2 separate regions of the Homo sapiens genome follow, and region 2 is linked to region 1. A link is an interaction called in ENCODE POLR2A ChIA-PET data of the cell type or tissue named here. Cell type or tissue: HepG2. All regions are shown on one strand.

Evidence for each region. Peaks named below come from ENCODE experiments on the same cell type or tissue, not always from the same donor. Only the 100,000 strongest peaks of a DNase experiment are listed, where the experiment ranks them.
Region 2: POLR2A ChIA-PET joins it to region 1 with 6 read pairs; 1 of 35 experiments calls an interaction of 5 or more read pairs at or near these places.

Annotation. Positions count from the first base shown.
Region 1 is chr14:101,931,340-101,933,839 of GRCh38, reverse strand. No RefSeq gene overlaps it. Among named protein-coding and RNA genes, the nearest start is that of DYNC1H1, 32 kb to the left of the region's middle. In HepG2, no CTCF peak of the experiment used is centred here; a DNase peak (open chromatin) is centred at 939.
Region 2 is chr14:100,396,789-100,399,288 of GRCh38, reverse strand. The region is part of intron 2 of WDR25 (WD repeat domain 25); the gene reads right to left. Among named protein-coding and RNA genes, the nearest start is that of WDR25, 22 kb to the right of the region's middle. RefSeq lists enhancers at 903-1,197, 526-1,725. In HepG2, no CTCF peak of the experiment used is centred here; a DNase peak (open chromatin) is centred at 1,018.

The sequences.
Region 1 (2,500 bases):
TCTTCTTGCTGTGTAGCGGGAAGAGCTTTGAGTTAGGGAAGAGCTTTGAGTTAGGGAGGTCCTGGGTTGACTGTGAGACCCTCACATTGCCCTTAGCTACCTTGGCCCAGCAGATGAGCCCCTCTGTGCTCTAGTTCCTCTTGTGGGGAGGACAGCTGTTCAGTAAAGGTTCAACCTTGTCCAAAGAGAAGTCTGGCCTTTTCTCCAGCTTTGCAGTAGCCGAGAGGCCCTTGGCATGCTGTGCCTGGTGAGAGTGGCTTTGTTTAGCTGGGGGCCTTGGGCCCTGCTGGACAGTCTAGGCAAACGTGATTTATGCTGGGGGTCTTGGGCCACACAGGATGGCCCCACCTCTGGAGGGGCTGGACACTGAGGCCACCATGTACACATGATTAACCAGTAAAACCGTGGACGCCAAGGCTCGGGCGAGCTTCCCTGGTTGGCGATACTCCATGCGAGCTGGTGCACACCGTCACCAGGAGAAGCCAGCGCGCCGCAGGGCTCCACGGGGAGAGGACGGCTGGCAGCTCTGAGCAGAGCCCGCTATCTCCTGGATGGCCCTGCCTTGTGCATCTTGTCCTGTTGCTGATTTTCATCAGTGTCCGTTCACTCTCATAATTGTAGCCGTGTGTCCGACAGCTTTACTCACTTCCGTGAGTCCTTAGAGGGAACTCTTGAGCCTGGGGGTGGTCGGAGACTCCGGGTGGGCCCCATGTCCTTCCTCTGCCCCTCATGCCAGTCTCACGCCGACCTCTGGGCCTTTAATTATGATGTCAATTTTCTGTGGCAGACTTTTTATTTTACTCTGTTTGAAACTCACAAAGAAGCAATCCCGAAAGAAGAAACCTCCAGGTTTCCCGGCAAAGCATTTGCTAGAGAATCACCTGGGCTCTGATAGCACTGGAAACAAGGCAGCTTCTCACAAGTCATCTGATAGCAACACGTGATATACGTGACTGTTTGCTTTAGCTCAAGCCTTGGGGTCAGCCTTGGTTCTGTGGGCTGTGGGGCCACGTGGGTCTAAAGAGGCTCCAGCCTCAGCATGGATTCCTGTTTGAAAGGAGGAGGTGACCCTGCTCTAAGCCTCAGGCATGGCGCTCACTCTGGGGGTCACTCTTTGATTGAGGACCCATTTTCTTTTTTCTTTTTTTTTTTTTTGAGACGGAGTCTCACTCTGTCGCCCAGGCTGGAGTGTAGTGGTGCCATCTCGGCTCACTGCAAGCTCCGCCTCCCGGGTTCACGCCGTTCTCCTGCCTCAGCCTCCAGAGTAGCTGGGACTACAGGCGCCCGCCACCACGCCCGGCTAATTTTTTGTATTTTTAGTAGAGACGGGGTTTCACCGTGTTAGCCAGGATGGTCTCGATCTCCTGACCTCGTGATCTGCCCGCCTTGGCCTCCCAAAGTGCTGGGATTACAGGCGTGAGCCACCGCGCCCGGCCAATTGAGGACCCATTTTCAACAGGCACCTAAACACCCAAGAAGTACCTGGCGGACGGGCTCACCTGCGTTGCATTAGACATGGAAGCTCCGGCTCAGGGCAGCGCACAGAGGGGAACCCAAGGGAGAGTCAGCAGGGGGCTCGCCAGCAGGAAGGGAGCCTTGTTTTGGAGGCAGAAATGAAGATGGATGAGGCCACCACACCTGAGAAAGGGAGGGAGAGAGGAGCAGGGGAGAATGGCAGCCTTTGGCTTCTCAATGTTATGCTTCAGCGCCAGGATCCAGCCTAATCCTCCCCTTGCTTGGCACCCCCTCTGATCCATATTCTGATTTGGGGGTGGCCAGGTGTGTGTGTGTGTGTGTGAGAGAGACACTTCTGGGAGGCAGAAGCACCTGAGCAGCGCTGTTGGCTGTAAAGTGCCCATTTAGCATCTCTGGGGCTCCTGAGCACTGGTTCTCCTCATTCCCCCTCCACTATTCTTTTTCCATCACAGCTGTGCTGCGTATTCGTTCACCAACAGTATCTGTTACTGATTGCTTTTACAGAAATTAAGAAGATAGGTCAAAAAACTCTTGGATTGCCAGGTGTGGTGGCACAGGCCTGTGGTCCCAGCTACTTGGGAGGAGGATCGCTTGAGTCCAGGAGTCTGAGGCTAGCCTGGGCAACAAGAAGCCATCTCTAAAAACAAAGGCCCCAAAACATAAACAAAAACCCCTCTTGGATTGGCCAGTAATCAATTTGTTATATATTATCCTATAAAAGTACACAAATCAGTACACCTGGGCCAGCCCCAGCTTGTTTATTTACCTGTGTATTTTTTTTTAAATACAATTCTGGATTTGTTAAAAATCAGGGCTCCCCTGCTGTGCCCTTAGCTGTGTATTTCTAAAAGCCCCTCAAGAGCAACCACCCTACACCAGACATGACCAGTAAGACCTGTAAGTAGGAAAATAGGAATTCTAGAGATTATGGAGTTTTTATGTGGCCCCTGCCCCCACCCCCACCCCCAAGTTCTGTGGAATTTACATCATGCTTTTCATACGAAGCAGAAAGTCTTATGAGAGT
Region 2 (2,500 bases), 1.5 Mb after region 1:
TCTAGTTTCACTCATTAAATGCAACACATTTCAACTCAGTTACTGCCTCAAGACACACTCAATTATCCGATAAACCACAGGAAGGTTGTGTAAAAACATCAATGTGGTAAGCAGTCTAAATTCGAATTCTAGCTAATGTCAACATTAGCCCAAAAGGCTGGCTGGGTTAAATCCAGAAGGAGGAAAAAAGGAAGAAAAAAAAAAGAAAAAAGGAATGAGAAACCTGTTATCACTAAACAGCTACCATTAAGGACAAGTCACTAATGGCACTTTATAAGTGAGTGCTCTTTAAGCCTCATTAAGGTGCAAATCTTCTGCTTGTCTTGTTCATGATTGAACTAGGAAGCAAGTCTTGAAAACCAAAAGACATCCAGTACGAGCTTAACTGTAGCTTCAAGGCTCTGGTCTCCTGATATGGGACATCAGCCAGGATGTGCAGGGTTTGCTCAGAACAGGGAACTCAAAATTAGTGGCCAGGACAAGCTCCAGTCCATTCCTTACTGCCCAGTCCACCCCCCAAAAAAACAAATTACTTATTAAATAGCAAGAGCTCTCTAAATGCAATATGGCATCCTAGATTGGATCCTGAAACGGAAAAAGGACATTAGTGGAAAACCTGGTGAAATGCAAATAAAGTCCATAGTTTAATTAACAGAGTTGTACCAATGTTAATTTCTTAGTTTGATAAATGCACCAGGTTATGCAAGATGTTACCATTCGAAGAAGTTGGGTGAAGGGTACATAGGAACTCTCTGTATTATTTTTATAACTCTTCCATAAATCTGAAATTATTTTTTAAAGTTTTACAAGAAAAATAACAAGGGGTGTTTAAAAGTTAAGACTCCTGTTTTTCTAACAATGATTTATCTTTTTCATATAAAACCAATGCTCCGATAGGGCTTAACTATCATAAAATTTTACTGGAATGCTGGCTGAAACATTACAAGGAAGGCCATACTCCTGCAGCAAAAGTAAATTATTAAACTCCAGCGTGTTAGCAGTGTCCCTTCCCTCTGAAGCAAGAACAAAAGGAGTGACATGCCTCTGCATGTCAAGAAGCAAGGCTCTGTCAGGCGGAAATGGAATGCACTTCGAAGAGCATGTATTGCAACCTCTTCACACTCCCCACTCCTGATCAGAAGTCTTCTCCAGGCCGGGTGTGGTGGTTCATGCCTGTAATCCCAGCACTTTGGGAGGCCAAGGCGGGTGGATCACTTGAGGTAAGGAGTTGGAGATAGCCTGGCCAACATGGTGAAACTCTGTCTCTACCAAAAATACAAAAATTAGCCAGGTGTGGTGGTGCACACCTGTAATCCCAGCTACTCAGGAGGCTGAGGCAGGAGAATTGCTTGAGCCTGCGAGGCAGAGGTTGCAGTGAGCCAAGACCACACCACTGCACTCCAGCCTAGGCGACAGAGCAAGACTCCGTCTCAAAAACAAAAAAAGTTTTCTCCAGCCTGTCTTGCTCCTCATGCCTTATGCATCCAATGCCCAGCCTCGTCCAGCTACCTTGCAGTTTGCTGATGGCAGCATGCTCTTGTACACCTCCCTGCCTTTGCACACTCTGTTCCCTTGGCCTGGAATGCTTTTCTATCGCTTTGCTGCTGAGCAATGGCTACCCATCCTCTAGGACTCCTGTGACTTGCTGACACTGCCCCTCCCAGGCTGTTCTTTATGCCCCAGAGCACCTTACCCAACACCCTTCAGAGCAGTCATGATGCTGCGCTATAATGATCTGTCCACCTGTTTCTTTCAATGAGCCAGGAGCCTTTCCAGAAAGGCTATATTCATCTCTGTATCACACTCCCATCCCTAGCACCCAAGTCTCACAACAGATGTTGAATGAATGAAATACTATGTCAAGAATGCAGGCAATTCTTTAAAAGAGAAAATACCAGTAACAACTTTCCATCTTCTGTTAAAAGGCCAAAAAGAGTCCATTTGTAAGAAGTGAAGGAAGTAAGCCCTTTTAAAAGAAACAGATTTTGTTACAGAACGACAGGTCCATTTCCACCGACAATATACGCACTGTACAAGTATCCTCTTCCGACCGAGAAGCTGAAAAGCTTTCCAAAGGTTTTGGTTTCCTTGACAACAGCATTGCTGGAGACAAGCAGAGAAATAATTAAAAAGTATGTTCCCTTTGCTTTGAACTCGTTAAGTGTTTTTAGGCAATAACAAACAGGTCACACTTGACAACGTCAGTATGGACAGAGCCAAGGGCATGAGGGGAGACCCCACCTTGCCACCCCTCCAGCAGCATCTCCTCTGAACTCGGGGACCTGAGTTGAAGGACTTGAGCCATTTGAGAAATACAACATTCACCATGAGAAACACAGACCATACAGGTCAGGTTAACAAAAGCACTTTGCAAGGTCCCTGGCCAAAACCACAACATTTATCCTCACAACAGGTCTGTGAGATAGGTATTGTTACAGCCACTTGGCAGGAGAGAAACCAAGGCACAGAAAAGAGCAAAACAACTCTGGCAGTCTGGCCC